Regions from separate parts of the Homo sapiens genome. Here region 1 is linked to region 2. Evidence: read pairs that join two places in POLR2A ChIA-PET (ENCODE). Cell type or tissue: HepG2. All regions are shown on one strand. Links, peaks and the distances in the headings refer to the core of each region. The heading gives the core; the rest is flanking DNA. Region 1 overlaps KPNA7 (karyopherin subunit alpha 7). Region 2 overlaps SMURF1 (SMAD specific E3 ubiquitin protein ligase 1).

Region 1 (8,860 bases), core at 226-8,225, 91 kb after region 2:
AGGCCCCAGAACCCGGGGGTAAGCAACTTCTTAGAGAATTTACTTCTCCACTTTGGGAGGCCGAGGCGGATGGATCACTTGAGTCCAGGAGTTTGAGACCAGCCTGGCCAACATGGGGAAACACCGTCTCTACTAAAAATACAAAAATTAGCTGGGTGTGGTGGTGCACACCTGTAGTCCCAGCTACTTGGGAGGCTGAGGCAGGAAAATTTCTTGAACCCAGGAGACAGAGGTTGCAGGGAGCCAAGATTGTATCACCACACTCCGGCCTTGGCAACAGAGTGAGACTTTGTCAAAAAACAACAACAACAACAACAAAAATGGCTTGTCTTATCTCATACTCTCCATGCCCCTAGCACTATCCCGAAACCAACTCAACATCTGAGAAGTCCTATGCTAATCTCAAAATAGATGATCACTAAGGCTGCAGAATATGCAATATTAGGTAAAATATTAAGAAAATAAAGAGCAGGCAGCATAGAGACATCTTCAATATAATGCACCCACATTTCAAAGCAGTATATGATGTAGGTGACATGTTTAATAACATAGCAAAGCGGCAGGGCATAGTGGCTCATGCCTGTAACCCCAGCACTTTGGGAGGCTGAGGTGGGCAGATCACCTGAGGTCAAGAGTTCAGGACCAGCCTGGCCAACCTGGTGAAACCCTGTCTCTACTAAAAATACAAAAATTAGCTGGGCGTGATGGTAGTGGGTGCCTGTGATCCCAGCTACTCAGGAGGCTGAGGCAAGAGAATTGCTTGAAGTCGGGAGGTGGAGGTTGCAGTGAGCCAAGATTGTACCACTGCACTCCAGCCTGGATGACAGAGAGACTCCGTCTCACACACAAAAAAAATAATAACCTAGAAAAGCAATTAGTAATGGTTTTACTTGCTTTCTGCCTATATCTGAGCTAGTCTAAGAGAACAAACTGGGGAGAGGATAATGGGTTGTTTTTTTTTTTAATCCCCAGTCTCACTGTCACTCTGGCTGGAGTACAGTGTGCCATCACAGCTCACTGCATCCTCAAACTTCTGGGCTCAATAAATTCTCCCAACTCTGCCTCCCCAGTAGCTGAGACTACAGGTATGCACCACCACACCCAGCTAATTTTTTTTTTTTTTTTTTGAGATGGAATGTCACTGTCACCCAGGCTGGAGAGCAGTGGCACGATCTCAGCTCACTGCAACCTCCACCTCCTGGGTTCAAGGAATTCTCCTGCCTCAGCCTCCCGAGTAGCTGGAATTACAGCTGTGCGCCATCACACTCAGTTAATTCTTTGGTGTTTTACAAATAAATTTTTGTATTTTTGTATTTTTACAGCTGTGAGCCACCGTGCCCGGCCTTTTTTTTTAAAAAAAAAAAAAAAAAAAAAAAAAAAAAAAAAAAACCCACTAGGATTTGACATCAAAATAGATTCAAGCTTTTGGCCACAGAGTAGCAAAGATGGGCAGGCACAGTGGCTCACACCTCTAATCCCAGTCGTTTGGGAGGCCGAGGCAGGAGGATCACCTGAGGTCAGGAGTTCGAGACTAGCCTGGCCAACATGGTAAAACCCTGTCCCTACTAAAAATACAAAATGAGCCGGGCGTGGTCGTTGGCATCTATAATCCCAGCTACCCAGGAGGCTGAGATAGGAGAATCGCTTGAACCTGGGAGGCAGAGGTTGCAATGAGCTGAGATTGTGCCACTGCATTCCAGCCTGGGTGACAGAGCAAGACTCTGTCTCAAAAAAAAAAAAAAAAAAAAAAAAGCAAAGACCAGGGAAATGCAGATGACAAACCTTGCCCCAGAACCTGCTAAAGTGACTATGACCCGAGGACTCGAATCCACAGGGCCCAGGATTGCATTTACCAAGACATTGAGTTCTGAGCTGGTCATGAGCACTACCAGCCTGGGCAGGACCCCCGTGTTAACCACTTGGCCGATGCGCTTGTTGGAGCCGTCGGTGAGGTAGGACAGTGCCCAGCAGGCATCCGAGAGAACCTCACTGTCCTGGTGCTGCAGGAGGTGAAGGAGGGCCGGCAGTATCTGCTTCACCGCAGTGTCGCAAGGGTATGGGTTCTTGTTTCGGCACAGATTCGACAAGGTCCACGTGATGTTCCGCAGAAATGTGATCTGTAACAAGGAGACTGCCTCCAGCATTGGGTGCAAAGGAGAGAAAATGCAAACAGCAGTGTGTTCTTACCATTTCCAATCAATACCATAGATCAGCATGAACCAGAGCTTTTTAAAATTTTATTTATTATTTTCAGACAGCCTTGCTCTGTCACCCAGGCTGGAGTGCAGTGATGCAATCTTGGCTCACTGCAACCTCTGCCTCCTGGATTCAAGTGATTCTCCTCCCTCAGCCTCCTGAGTAGCTGGGATTACAGGTGCCCGCCACCACACACGCCCAGCTAATTTTTGTATTTTTAGTAGAGATGGGGTTTCACCATGTTGCCCAGACTGGTCTTGAACTCCTGGCCTCAAGTGATCTGCCGGCCTCAGCCTCCCAACGTGCTGGGATTACAGGGGTGAGCCATTGTGCCCGACTGAACGAGAGCTTTTGAACTTCAAATAGAAATGTGTTCTAGGCAGTGATGTGTATTAGGGACACAGAACGAGGTTCGTATTTCACATTCCAATGTTAGATGGAGGTTTCCTTTGTCTTTCAAAATGTCCTTTCCCATTTGATTGATGACCTAATTTCATTTTTCACTGACAACAAGATCAAGCAGGAGTTACTTGGTCTTCCCACTGGTCTAAAACACTACTGGCATGTCATCCCCAGATTTCTAATCTTCTAATTGAGAATCAGTCTTCCTACTCTGCCTCTGGATCCCATCCCTTTTGGCCTTTTATTATTAGTTTTAGTTTTAGTAGAGACAGGGGTCTTGCTATGTTGCCCAGTCTGGACTTCAACTCCTGGGCTCAAGTGATCTGCCTACCTCCACCTCCCAAAGTGATGACAGGCCTGAGTCACCACACCTGGCCCTTACTTTTTGCCTTTAAAGATTCCGCCCAGAATCATCCCTGCCCCCAAATCACTCCCACCAGTAAGGAAACATACCCTGGGACTGTCAGCCCCTCCCCTTCTGCCCCTTTCAGCCATCATCACACTTCTGTCTTTCAGAGTCTACCCTCAGAGAGGCATCTATATTCACTGTCTACCTCCCAGATTCCCAATTGTTGGGGTTTTTTGTTTGTTTGTTGAGACAGGGTCTCACTCTGTTGCCCAGGCTGCAGTGCAGTGCCGTGATCATAGCTCACTACAGCCTCAACCTCCCAGGCCCAAGTGATCCTCCTACTTCTGCCTCCTGAGTAGCTGTGGCTAGACATGCTTTTTGTAGAGGAAAGTCTTGCTATGTTGCCCAGGCTGGTCTCAAACTCCTGGGCTCAAGGGATCCTCCTGCCTCGGCCTCCCAAAATGCTGGGATTACAGACATAAGCGCCTGGCCTCCAGTTGTTCTTCAGGCCATTCTAGTCATGTTTCTAACCCTTCTTTGGGGTTAGGGATGGGAATCAGCTCCTTCCAAGTCACCAAACACAGCAGCTGCTTCTTGGTCCTAAAGTTACTGTCCCTCTCAGCTGTGGTTAGTAGTCAGCCCTTTCTTTTTGAAGGAGCTCTCGGCTGGGCGTGGTGGCTCACACCTGTAACCCCAACACTTTGGGAGGCCGAGGCAGGTGGATCATGAGGTCAGGGGTTCAAGACCAGCCTGGCCAAGATGGTGAAACCCCGTCTCTACTAAAAACACAAAAATTAGCCAGGCGGGGTGGCATGTGCCTGTAATCCCAGCTACTCGGGAGGCTGAAGCAGAAGAATCGCTTGAACCCAGGAGGCGGAGGTTGCAGTGAGCTGAGATTGCACCACTGCACTCCAGCCTGGTGACAGAGCAAGACTCTGTCTCAAAAAAAAAAAAAAGCAGAAAAAAAAGCAGAAAAAAAAGAAAGAGCTCTTCTTGGCAACTGTGACACCAAACCTGGTTTTCTATGGCCAAATTAGCTGTTTCTACTTAGTCTTTTTGGCAGGCTCTGCCTGAATTTAGAACCTTAGAGCCCACAGGACTGGGTCTCAGGCTCTCCTCACACTCTAGGTCAGGGGTTGAAAACTTTTTCGGTAAAGGGCCAGATCTTAAACATTTTTAGCCTGTGGCTTCTGTGGCAACAACAACTGTCCTTGTAGACCAGACAGTATGTAAATGAGTGTGGCTGCATGCCAGTAAAACTTTTTTTTTTTTTTTGGGGGGAGACAGGGTCTCACTCCATCACCCAGGCTGGAGTGCAGTGGTGCAATCACAGCTCACTGCAGCCTCAAACTCAAGCGATCCTCTCGCCTTGCCTTCCCAAGTAGCTGGGACTACAGACACGTGCCACCATGCCCAGCTTGATAAAACTATTTACAAAGCAAGCGGCCAGCCAGGTCATGTTTGTGACCCCTGGCCCCAGCTGACCTTGCCTGGCTGGGTGACATATACACATATGTCACCTAGCAAGGTACATCTGTCAATCCGACTCTGCTGCAATGGTGTCTCCAACTCGCCTCAACTTCATGCCTGCAACACAAGCTCCAATTTCTTTTTTTCCTGCACTTTTCCCCTTTCTCTAGGAAGACAATCATCTGAACAATCTAACCTGAAACCTAGGGGCATCCTGGCTTCTTGCTGTCTCCCTTTCACGTCTAGAATGGCTATGTCCCAGACCCACCTGCTTCACCATCTCCCTCTGCTATACAATTTTTTTTTTTTTTTTGAGATGGAGTCTTGCTCTGTCACCAGGCTGGAGTACAGTGGCACAATCTCGGCTCACTGCAACCTCCACCTCCCAGGTTCAAGAGATTCTCCTGCCTCAGCCTCCTGAGTAGCTGGGAGTACAGGTGCGTGCCACCACACCCAGCTAATTTTTGTAATTTTAGGAGACGGGGTTTCACCGTGTTGGCCAGGATGGTCTTGATCTCTTGACCTCGTGATCTGCCCACCTCGGCCTCCCAAAGTGCTACCGCATCCGGCCTCTCTCTGCTATATAATTCTACGGCAGGCAACCAGAAGGGCCTTTCTGAAAGATCAGACCACTCTACTCCCTTGCCTCAAAATCCTCCAAAGCCTCCCTGCTGCTAGCAGGAAGATGTCTAAGCCCTTTTCCTGCTTGCCATCTTAAGTGTTCTCTACTTAAACTCTCTCGGTCATGGCTAGTCTTTTATTGGTTCAACCATGTCAGATTTTTCTCCCATCTTGAAGAGTTTTGAGACAGAGTCTTGCTCTGTTGCCCAGGCTGGGGCACAGTGGCGCAACCTTGGCTCACTGCAACCTTCGCCTCCCAGGTTCAATCAATTCTCCTGCCTCAGCCTCCCAAGTAGCTGGGACTACAGGAACGTGCCACCATGCCTGGCTAGTTTCTGTATTTTTAGTAGAGATAGGATTTCGCCATATTAGTCAGGCTGGTCTCAAACTCCTGACCTCAGGTGATCCACCCGCCTCAGCTTCCCAAATTGTTGGGATTACAGGTGTGAGCCACGGTTCCCAGATGAAGGTTTTGAACATAGTCCTCTGGCTGCTCTTCATTTTTGTTTGAGGCAAATCGAGAACCCAGTTCCTAAACCAGAAGTCCTCTTCAATCAATAACCACAAATCAACCAACCTTGACTCTAAGCCTCAAAAGAAGAGCCTGTTCCCCATGAACAGAACTGGTGAGACATTAACCCATTTATGCCAGAGGTTGCAAATTTTTTTGTGTGAAAAATCAGACCTTGGTAATGACCATGAGCAGTAGGATATAAATAACTCCCACAGGCTTAGTGTTCCAATAATGGAACACCAGGCATATATGCTAAACTGTGACCCTAGAATGGAGATTTCAGTCATCTATTTTGCAAGATGGCAAGCTTGTAGGCCTCTTCCAATGCCGCAAAGAGAAGGATCAGTGCTACTGGCCCCTAAAGACAGAGCTGAGTCAATCTTTACCTAAAATGATACTCAGTCCTAAGCCTTGCTATTATTAGTTTATTTAGAGACAGAGTCTCAACCTGTCACCCAGGCTGGAGTGCAGTGGTGTGATCTTGGCTCTCTGCAGCCTCCCTCTCCTGGGCTCAAGCAATCCTTCCACCTCAGCCTCCTGAGTAGCTGAGACTACAGGTGTACGCTACCATGCTCAGCTAATTTTTTTATTTTTAGAAGCATGGTCTCACTATGTTGCCCAGGCTGGTTTTGAACTCTTGGTGTCAAGTGATCCTTCTGTCTTGGCCTAGCAAGCACTGGAATCACAGACATGAGCCACCATGCCCAGTCTTGAGCCTTGTTTATGAGGTTCTAAGAGGCCAGGCAGCAGCCACATGATCTAGCATTGGATTTGGAAGTATGTCCCAATTTCCCAACATTAGAATTTGTTACCTAACGAGGTTCTCTCTCATTTAAAGACATCCACTTGGCCTGGTACTGTGGCTCACGTCCATAATCCCAGAACTTTGAGAGGTAGGAGGATTGCTTGAAGCCAGGAGTTCAAGACCAGCCTGGGCAGAATGGTGAGGCTCCATCTCTATTAAGATTATTTTAAAATTTTAATTTAAAAAAAAAAAAAGAGAAAGAAAAAGACACTTACCGGCAGGGTGGGTGAAATCAAGGCTAGGAGATGTGGGATGGCATTGCTTGTGATGACGTTATCTCTGAACTCTGGGCCATCACCTACAAATAGAGCAGAATGTGACATTTAGAGAGAGAACAAAGACAATCCTGAAGTGGGTGACTAATTTTTTAAGAGTGTGCAAAGGGCAAGAGACAAAAACTCATTCCCGGGTTTAGCAAGTAGGTAGTAGAGCCACGTACTAAATTCTGGAAGTCTGGCATGGCTGGTGGGTGGACAGTCCTGATGTAACAGGCAGGCATCACACAGCAGCAACTGCTAGAAGCAGAGCCAGCCAACTCAGCCAAGGTGGGCTGTTGGCATCTCACAGCATGGTTCTCAGGAAGACGAAGGCTGGTCCAGACCAAGTTGTCTTCCCAGAAGACCTTGGCACAGGGCAGTAACTTCCAATGCAACTCAGAACAAAGTCTGGGGATCTGCAGGTGCTGGTGACCAGCCATCAGCTACCTTAGCTAGGATAACAATTTTAGACCCTAGAAGTCTATTTGTATTTGTCAACCATCAAAGGCAAGTCATCACATTGTACCATCCAGTCTTGCCTACTTTACTGCACCAAGCAAAATGAGAGACAACTTCTCTAATAGGCACTTTTTCCTCCTGCAGCCTTTTATTTTTTTTTTTTGGCGGGGGAGGGGGATACAGGATCTCACTCTATTGCCCTGGCTGGAGTGCAGTGGTGCAATCATAGCTCACTGCAGCCTCGACCTCCAGAACTCAAGCAATTGTCCCACCGTAGCCTCCTGAGTAGCTGGGACTATAGGCATACACCACTATGCCTGGTGAATATTTTTATTTTTTGTAGAGATAAGTTCTCACTACATTGCCCAGGCTGGTCTCAAACTCCTGGGCTCAAGCCATCCTCCCACCTCTGCCTCCTAAAGTGCTGAGATTAAAGGCATGAGTCACTACGCCAAGCCTCTGCAAGCTTTTGTTTTCTTTTAGCAGTTATTTTATATTCTGTTTGCTAATTCCAATATGTGGAGTCCTTGGAGGTCTAATCATACTGTTTCTGCTGACTCAGTCACGGGAGTTATTGCTTCTCTGAACTTGAAAATGCTAATAGTCGGCTGATCTTAATTTGTCAAAATCCTGAGGGACCTAATTGAGTTTTCCCTAGAAAGTCACTGGATTGATGTCAGCCAAGAATCTGGGGGCTTCCGACCCTACAGCACTAATTCACTAGACCATGCAGGAAAGAGCATCGATTGCCACATTCAGAAAGGTAGTCTGAGGATTCCACTTTCAGGGAAGGCTTGTTAGCCCAAACCAAGGAGTTTTTTTTTGTTGTTGTTGTTTTGTTTTTGTTTTTGGCACGTTCCCTTAGCAACTTCCACTGAAGGCAGAGTCCTTCTGGGGTCCCGAGTTATGTAAGGGTCTATCATAAACTCCCACACTGCATAAGCCAAAGACTTGTTCTTGAAGCCACGAAGCCCTGAGGCTGTAGGACCTTAGTGTTGGCAGATGTCTCTAGTTAGCCTGTGGCTTCAGTATACACTGTATCATCCTGTTTCAGCTTCAATATTTGGCCTCTAAACTTGGATTTGAGGGCTTTTGGTGTTTTGAGACAGAATCTCCCTCTGTTGCCCACACTGGAGTACAGTGGCGTTATCTTGGTTCACTGCAACTTCCTCCTCCCAGGTTCAAGCGATTCTCCTGCCTCAGCCTCCCGAGTAGCTGGGACTACAGGGCATGCACCACCATGCCTGGCTAATTTTTGTATATTTAGTAGAGACGGGGTTTCACCATGTTGGCCAGGCTGGTCTTGAACTCCTGACCTCAAGTGATCCGTCCGCCTTGGCCTCCCAACATGCTGGGATTACAGACGTGAGCCACCGTGCCTGGCCTGGCTTTGAGTTTGGAAACAGCTCATTGTACCCTTGCCAGCACTTCTAGGTATTTACATGGCAAAGTGTTCTGGGACATCGAGTATACCCCACCACCCAAAGAAACCTTATAGTATCCCACACACCTGGCCCCGTTTTCTTAGCCCACTAAGGGGAGAGTCTCACCGGCTATATTACCAAGAGCCCACACTGCCTGTTCACACACAGCCACGTTGGAGGAAGACAGGAGCTCAATCAAGGGCTGGATGGCTCCCCCTTCTACCACGGCACGAGTCTGCTCCGAAGTCCCTGAAGCGATGTTGGTCAGGGCCCAGGCAGCCTCAAACTGCAAGCAGGGGTAAAGTGATGACTTCAGGAACTCCACCATCCTGGGAATGAGGCCCGCTTCAATGACCAGTTTCA
Region 2 (8,860 bases), core at 566-8,565:
CCTAAAGTGCTGGGATTACAGGCGTGAGCCACCGCAGGCGGACTGTTTTTTTGTATATTTTAGTATCCATTTTAGCAACATCCAGCCACACTGAGATGCCTGCTTGGGTGGTCCAGATAATCTCTTAAGGTAGCAATTATGGTTTTTGCTAGTAGTTACCAAGTTGCAATGATTTTGAGAGACCAGCTATAATCTTACTTTTCCCACAAGACACTTATTATTTTTAGTGTATTGTTGTGCAGAATGTATGGTTTTTCAGGGACATAAATTTTCCATCACAGCAGAAACACCAGTGAGTATTTATCAAGTGCCTACTTCCTATGCACAGGCAATGGACTAGGTACTCGAAGTTAAATTTAAGGACCTAAAAGAATATGTTTTCTTAAAGATCTCAACTTAGCCACGGGGGCCTGGGGGAGATGAGAATTGCGCACTTAGCATTAGTTTGCTAGGGCTGCCATAACAAAGTACCATCTGCTCAGTGGCTTAAACAACAGAAATGTATCGTCTCACAGTTCTGAAGTCTAGAAGCCTGAGATCAGTGCCTGAGCCTGGAGAAAACCCAGATGTCCAGCTGCTTTTTTGGCCCTAGGGTCACATTTGCTGAAAGGAGTCCTTTTAGAGTCTGGAGGATGAGGGCTGGAGTCCTTTAACTTCCAAGAATGGGGTCCTGGGGCATTACCTATCAGTGTGGGCTAACCTTCAAAGGGGCAGCACCTTGAGGGTACAAGTTCAGACAGCAGCCCAGCTTCACCTCAGCTGAGTGACCAAGAAAATCTCAAACCTTGGTCTACTGTGAACAACTTTCACCTACAAATGACCAGGACGCCTAAATCATGGGGTAAACCACCAACCAGGCTCCAGGTGGCCACCTGGTAAAATACAGACAGGTAACAAATAGCACTGCAAAGGTTTTGAAAACAAGTGACATTGAAACCACAACCCGCAAAAGGCTAGTTAGAACAGAACACATGCCCTGAGCTCAACTAGGTCAATGCCTGCTAAACAAATGCGTCAATATTCTCCACAGTATTTACACAAGACACAGAGTCTCAGAACATAATAACCAAAATGTCAAGGATAAAATCCAAAATTACTCAGCATATAAAGAACCAGCGAAATTGCAACTCACATGGGAGGAAAAGATATGCCATGCAAACACTAATCATAAGAAAGCCTGAATGGCTATATTAATATTCAACTTCAGAGAAAGAAAAGTGTGGGAGATAAAGAAAGACAGTACATAATAATAAAAGGGTCAATTCACCAAGAAGATATAACAATCCTATATGTGTTTGTACCTAACAATAGAGCATCAAAATACATAAAGCAAAAACTGACAGAATTGAAAGAGGCAAATCTAAAATTACAGCTGGAGACGTAAAAACTCTAATCAGCAATTGACAGAGCTAGTAGACAGAGTCAGCAAGGATATATATAGAAGAACTGAACACCATTAACTAACGGGATCAAACTGACATTTATAGAATACTCCATTCAACCACAACAGTGTACATATTCTTTTCAAGTACAAAATGGAACATTTATAATAGAAATCGTAGCAAACTGAAAGGGACTAGAGTCATACGATGTATGTTCCTGACCATAATGGAATTAAACTAGAAAGCAATGTGAAAAAATAACAGGAAAATCTTCAAACACTTGGATAGTAGACATCACACTTCTAAATAATCCATGGGTGACAGGGAAGGTCTCAAAGGAAATTAGAGAATATTTTGAACTGAAAGAAAAAAAAAAAAGTTTGTGAGATTCAGCTAAACTTAGAATGAAATTTATAAGATTAAATGTTTTTATTAGAAAAGAAAAAAGTTGCAAATCAGGCATCTAAGCTTCTACCTTAAGAAATTTTAAAAGGAAAGCAGAATGAACCATTGCAATCATAAACTCTAACTTGAGCTTCACTGAGTACCAAAAAGAGGGGAGAGAGAGGGAATGAGGCAAAAACAACAGTGAAAGAGGTCACGGCTCCGAATTTTCAACAGTGATTGCAGTGGCTTGAATGTGCACCCCAAGGAGTAAATGTTGGAAACTTCATCTTCAATGCAACTGTGCTGGGAGGTGGACCTCATGGGAGATATTTAGGTCATGAAGGCTCTACTCGCATGAATGGATTGATGACATTAAAAAAGGGCTCGAGGCTGTGAGTTCAATCTCTTGCTCTCTCTCTCACACATGTTCTCTTGCCCTTCCATCTTTCACTATGGAATGACGCCACAAGAAGGCCCTTGCCAGATGCTAGCACCCTGATATTGGACTACCCAGCCTCGAGAACTGTAAGAAATAAACTTCTTTTATTTATAAGTTACCCAGCCTGTGGTATTGTGTTATAGCAACACAAAACAAAGACAGTAATGAATGGCTTCGAAGACAGTAATGCACTTCAAAAAGCCCAAACAGGATAAATGAAAAGAAATACACACCTGGTTACTTCACAGTGAAACTGCAGAAAGTGAAATACAAAGATAAAAATATTGAATGCAGCCACAGAAAAAGGAAAGATTACTTTCCAAGTACGAGTGACCAACTTCTGAAATGCCACAGTGAAGATTTGAAGACAGAAATATCTTCAAGAAAATAACTGCTAACCTAGAATTCTCTACCCAGCAAAAATAGCTTTTAAGAATCAAGAGAAAAATGAAGATCTTTTTCAACAGACAAAACCCAAGTTAGCCACCAGCAAAATTTTCACTGTCAACATCAAGAACTGCTTTTATTGAAAACACATAAAACGGAGAAAAAAATCCCAATTAGTAAATTATTATAAAGTAATTCTACAATAAAGCTAAATTTGCTATAAGAATAAACAAAATCATCTACACCCTTCTCCTTATTTCAGGAGTTAAATCTGATCCTCACATTTTAAATCTAACAGATAATTACCTAATTTTCTGGTAAGGTAAAGAAACTGAGATGGAAGCAGGGGAGACGATAAGATTTTAACCCCAAAATGAGCATTTTCCTATGGGCATTACAAAAGGTAACTGAGTTAGAAGGACCTCTGTTTATGAACATGTTAACTGGCTGGGAGGGAAAAAAAATGACTCTAATCAAAGAGAGAGAAGTATGCATATAATAACAAAAGACAGAATGGTCTCACAGTGTAAAGAGAACTTTTTTCAATTTGACAAGATCATGCCTATGATATCGAACAGTGCATTTTCTCATTTTCATCACTAATTGACTCATATTTCTTCCCCATTGCAACAAACCTTAGCTCCGTATTCACAAGCCCTCTGCTTGGAGCTTCATTGACAAAGAACAGCAGCATACAAAATAGCACCACAGTGCACTGAGAAATGTCACCAAACACTAAGCTATGGGGCAACTAAAACTGGACAGATTTATATTTGTTCTATGTCTGGTCAAGGGAAACTGCAGAATTTAGCTGAATAATACACTATTTCCATTCAGACACATGTTAGTGACTTTCGGCCCTCTGATCATCTTCCCTCCTCATTAAATTATAAGATCCTTTAAGGAGGTTACTCTGCATCATTCACTGAAAACAACATTTAATAAGCGCTTTGTGCCAGGCCCTGGAATGGAAATGATTGAGATCCCTCCTTTCATCTTTGGCAGCAGCAAAGACAAGGAAATAAATAATGTGAATAGCGTTATGAAGACACTGTGATGGGAAGACAAGAAGGAGTAACTAGGGAGTAGATCATTCTATAGAAAGAACATGTGTAAAGACATGTTTGAGAGGCAGAATGCATTCAGGGAAATGTGTTTCTATGGAAGGTTTGGTTCAGGAACAAGAGGAGACTAGAGCCCGATGAGAAAAGGTCTTCTATGCAATGTTAAGGAATTTGGACTTTGCCCTGGAGGCAATGAGGAGCCAAACACTACTACTTTTTTTTTTTTTTTTTTTGGAAAGCTATAAACTCTGGCACGGGAGTAGAAAATGAGAAGGAATGGAGAGAGGCAGGAGGCAGGAAGTTGACCTCTTTGGTGGCTGTTTCAATAGTCGAGGGAGGTTTTACATTGCTTTGCTGTCACTCCACAGTATCTAACACAGGGTCTAACACATAAAAGAGAACAGTAACACTGAACTGAATTGATTCTAAGAAGAAAATACCTAATTTCTTACAGAGTGGTTTATCTGCTTTCTAAGGTCCGTGCAGTAATTCCTTTCCCAGGATAGGGGGGGAAATGCCATTATCATGTACACGCTGGCAAGACCACTGCTGTGGTTTGGTCTGTCCCCACCAAAACTCATGTTAAAATTTGATCCCCACTGTGGCAGCGGTGGGAGGTGGGGCCTATGGGCCTACTGGGAGGTGTCTGGGTCATGGGGGTGGAGCTCTCATGAATAGATTAATGCCTTCCCACGGGAGTGAGTTCTCACTCTCACGGAATGGATTCATTCCCAAGAGGGTGGGTTGTTCAGAAGAGTCTGGCTTCCTTGGTTTCTCTCTCTGGCCATGTGGTTTCTTTGCACACATCATTTCCACTTCTGTTTTCCAACATGAGTTAAAACAGTCTAAGGCCCTCCCCAGATGCAAATGCTCAGTCCTGAACTTTCCAACCCCCAGAATCATGTGCTAAATAAACCTCTTTACTTTATAAACTATCCAGTTTCAGGTATTCTGATACAGCAACTCTAAACGAACTAGGACAGCCACCAGTGCCTTTCACAGCATTCCAAATATACAGTCAAATCCCCGGAGAATCCTGGTTCTCACAGGTTTTTTGTGTGTGTTCATCTTATCACATTTACAGTAATCTTAAAACCTTTAGTGGGAAAAGTTAAAAAAAAAAAAAAAAAAGCTGCAAAGCAAAATGCTCTGACCCCAGAATGCCAAATATATACTTTTAACAATATAAACTAAGCAAAAGGAAAGATGTTGTACTCTACCTAGTAAGAAAGTAAGAACGCATCCAGCAGTTAATTTCAATTTAAAAACGCCATTCCGGCCCTGCCCAATGGCTCACGCCTGTAATCCTAGTACTTCGGGAGGCCGAGGAGTGTGGATTTCCTGAGGTCAGGAATTAGAGGCCAGCCTGGCCAACATGGTGAAACCCCGTCTCTATTAAAAATACAAAAATTAGCTGGGCATGGTGGCGGGCGCCTATAATCCCAGCTACTCAGAAGGCTGAGGCAGGAGAATCGCTTTAACCTGGGGACAGAGGTTGCAGCGAGCCAAGATCGCACCACTTCATTCCAGCCTGGGCAACAGAGCAAAACTCCATCTTGAAAAATAAACAAAAATAAAAAAATAAAAATAAAAATGCAGTTCAGAATTCTCAGCCCAACATCACAGAAATATATATCCAGCTTTCCCAGGAGACTAAAGCAGATTTATTTGAATAAATTTTGTATCTTTGTTAAAACAACAGTTATCAACTCATAGTCATAGCTTATAAGTTAATACTGGAAACATTCTATCAACAGTCAAACTGAGACTTAAAACAGAAGACTAGAGAAGGAAGATTTCATGATGTGAAGTGAAGAGATGAAATTTAGACATATACATCTTACAAAGCAACAAGAATATTCAGAGTCAAAGAGAGATACAATAATTCTTACCAAATTTTAAATCCAAAGCCGAGAAAGAGTGTTTCAGAGATAAGCAAGGTGGAGAAAAGAACACTATACATAATGAAGTGATTTTGAGACTTTTCTTAAATGGAGGAAAAGGTGACCAATTTTTAAATGCATTCGATAAGTTTTCCAGCCATCTCTTCATTTTAGAACTGAATCCAGTTTTCTGGGAGGCTACCAATGAACTTGGTTCTTGATAAGGAACAAAACTATTATTAAGTTCTGAAGAAATATGGGGGGGTAGGGAATAGTGAAAGGAATGTCCCATCCCCGGCCTGGGCAACATGGCAAAATCCCATCTCTACAAAAAAATACAGAAATTAGCTGGGTGCAGTGGTGTGTGCCTGTAGTCCCAGCTACTCAGGAGGCTGAGGTGGGAGGATCACTTGAGCCCAGGAGCTCGAGGCTGTAGTGAGCTATGATTGCACCACTGCACTCCAGCATGGGTGATAGAACAAGACCCTGTCTCAAAAAGAACAACAACAAAAAAGAATGTTCCATTCATGTAACATGCAGTTTCTACTAATTTTAAAACTGAGCTACAGTGTTCCTGGCTCATATTTGGAGCAGAGATTTAAACAGCAAAAAAATACCCTACCAGAGACATGCACAATTAAATTTCAAACTGAAACACAATAAATAGATTTAATTTATTGCCCAATGTGTAATCACTTTTCGTAAATGGAGGTGGGAATTCCACATCTAAAGGTCTAGACATTTTAATCTCACCCTCAAGGGAAAAAAATGATACACACGGCCGGGCATGGTGGCTCACGCCTGTAATCCCAGCACTTCGGGAGGCCGAGGCAGGCGGATCGCCTGAGGTCAGGAGTTGGAAACCAGCCTGGCCACTGTAGTGAAACCCCATCTCTACTGAAAACACAAAAATTAGCCAGGCGTGGTGGTGTGCGCCTGTAAGCTATTGGGAAGGCTGAGGCAGGAGAATCATTTGAACAGGGAGGCGGAGGTTGCAGTGAGCCGAGATTGTGCCATTGCACTCCAGCCTGGGCGACAGAGCACGACCACGTCTCAAAAAAAAAAAAAAAGATACATACAAAACAAGGGAATAATTTCATTTTTCTTATTTTGCATTTCCATGTCTAGGCACATTCAAAGACTTTTAATGTGATATTATGATGCACATTTGAAATTTTCAAAGACAAGGCATTGTATATTGGCTACCCTTTTATATGGGCATACTAGGATTACACATTTTGATTCCACTTAAATTTGTACTATATATAAAAGATAGGTAAAATAGGATCCTATACATAGTAACATGGAATTTTTATATTTTTATACATTCTAAAATCTCCCTAATATTATGATGAAATTATTTCAATATTTTGTTGTTCTTTGTACATATTAATATCCTACGCATCTGTCTCTAAAGAGTTTTGAAAGAGAATTTATCCACTCAATAGTTAAAATGGTTAAAATGGCAAATTTTATAATGTGTATTTTGCCAAATTTACAAAATGAATAACTGAATATACCCAAAACCACTGATATTTACACTTTAAAGGGGCAAATTATATGGTATGTGAATTCTATCTTAATATAGCTGTTTAAAAAAACTTACAGAGCCCTCTTCCAGAAAAGCTGCCTTGTCAACACTTTGATTACTCATTATGTGAAAATACAAATATTGTTGATTCTGTGTCAAACGGATGATTCAGAAGAGATGGACACTGACTGTGAAGAAATGTTAAGAATTCCTTAATCTATTTTTCTTATACTTTTAAATTATGTATATACAAGAATAACACATGCAAAAAATCTATACTTAAATAAGTGGCTCTTTCAATGTTATAAGTAAAGGTTATAGATAATTAGAAAGCATCAACATTATTTGATTCATAGCATTTTTTCTCTTTTGGTGGTGCACGTAATTGTAAATCTTACAACTGCATTTTTTTGGTTTTTTTGTTTTTTTGTTTTTGAGACACAGTCTCACTCCGTCACCCAGGCTGGAGTACAGCAGTGCGTCTCCAGGGCTCAAGCGATCCTCCCACCTCAGCCTCCCAAGTAGCTGAGACCACAGGTGCGTGCCATCATGCCTGGCTTATTTTTCTATCTTTAGGGGAAATAGGTTCTCACTATGTTGCCCAGGCTGGTTTCAAACTCCTGAGTCAAGCGATCCACCCACCTCAGCCTCCCAAAGTACTGAGATTACACGTATGAGCCACCACACCCGGTTACAATCAATTTTTTTTCTTTTTTGGTGGCACATGTAATTGTACATCTTACAATCAATGTGGTTTCAGATTCTGAGTTGAGACTTAGCAAAAAGGAGGAAGAAATAGAGACATGGAGCTTCTAATCTCTAAACACCTATGTATACACCACTCCCAGCACTGTATACATACGCCTGTGTTCATACACATGTGGCCCTTTTCCTAAGCCTCCTGTGAAATCAAACACATTTTCATTCCAATAAAGCAATTTCTGGAAAGTTATAAAAGACACCGGGGAAAGGTATTTAAAATGAATACCATTTTGCTAATTAACTGTGTTTACTATTACAATTACTAAAATAAATGTACTCCCCTTATGTGACGGTATGACAAAGCAGGAATCTGATGGACATATTATGTCAATTACTCATTTGAATCCATGACTCAGAGTATTTTAAATATACATATGGAAACCAGAGTCTTTTCATAACCAGACTCTACAAACAAGAAATGTGTGCCAAGACGTGACAAACACAATCTTAAAAAGCTTCACAGATTTAAATCTTCCATTTAAAGCACAACTTATTTTATCAATGCTTTTATGTAATCCCCAAAATACAGCAACACTGAGTTTAAAATTCCAAAGATGTTTTCTGGTTTCAATGATGGAAATTGCTTGTCCTGTCTACAATAAACACACACAGTAGGACACAAAACTTCAAAGAGAAAATTCATATATTGATGGAGACAATTTTTGAAATTTTCTTGTCATATATGAAAAGCAATTTGTGATGGATATCTCCGGGCCACAACTTTTTTTTTTTTTTTTTTGAGATGGAGTCTCAGTCTGTCACCCAGGCTAGAATGCAGTGGTGCGATCTCAGCTCACTGCAGCCTCTGCCTCCCGGGTTCAAGCAATTCTCGTGCCTCAGCCTCCCAAGGGATTACATGCGTGCGTCACCACGCCTGGGTAATTTTTGTATTTTTAGTAGAGATGGGGTTTCACAATGTTGGCCAGGCTGGTCTAGAACTCCTGACCTCAAGTGATCCGCCTGCCTCGGCCTCCCAAAGTGCTGCGATTATGGGCATGAACCATGGTGCCCCGCCGGGACACATA

What was found. Peaks named below come from ENCODE experiments on the same cell type or tissue, not always from the same donor. Only the 100,000 strongest peaks of a DNase experiment are listed, where the experiment ranks them.
Region 1: POLR2A ChIA-PET joins it to region 2 with 6 read pairs; 3 of 35 experiments call an interaction of 5 or more read pairs at or near these places.

The regions. Positions count from the first base shown.
Region 1 is chr7:99,186,447-99,195,306 of GRCh38, forward strand. It overlaps KPNA7 (karyopherin subunit alpha 7), which reads right to left. Exons shown (of 11, transcript NM_001145715.3): 5 at 8,624-8,860; 6 at 6,573-6,655; 7 at 1,854-2,117. Among named protein-coding and RNA genes, the nearest start is that of KPNA7, 17 kb to the right of the region's middle. RefSeq lists a silencer at 4,260-4,554. In HepG2, for the core only: no CTCF peak of the experiment used is centred there; a DNase peak (open chromatin) is centred at 4,415.
Region 2 is chr7:99,095,337-99,104,196 of GRCh38, forward strand. The region is part of intron 1 of SMURF1 (SMAD specific E3 ubiquitin protein ligase 1); the gene reads right to left. Among named protein-coding and RNA genes, the nearest start is that of SMURF1, 44 kb to the right of the region's middle. RefSeq lists enhancers at 3,036-3,890, 3,891-4,744, 7,186-8,385. In HepG2, for the core only: no CTCF peak of the experiment used is centred there; DNase peaks (open chromatin) are centred at 965, 3,295, 3,845 and 4,285; H3K4me3 peaks cover 2,306 bases.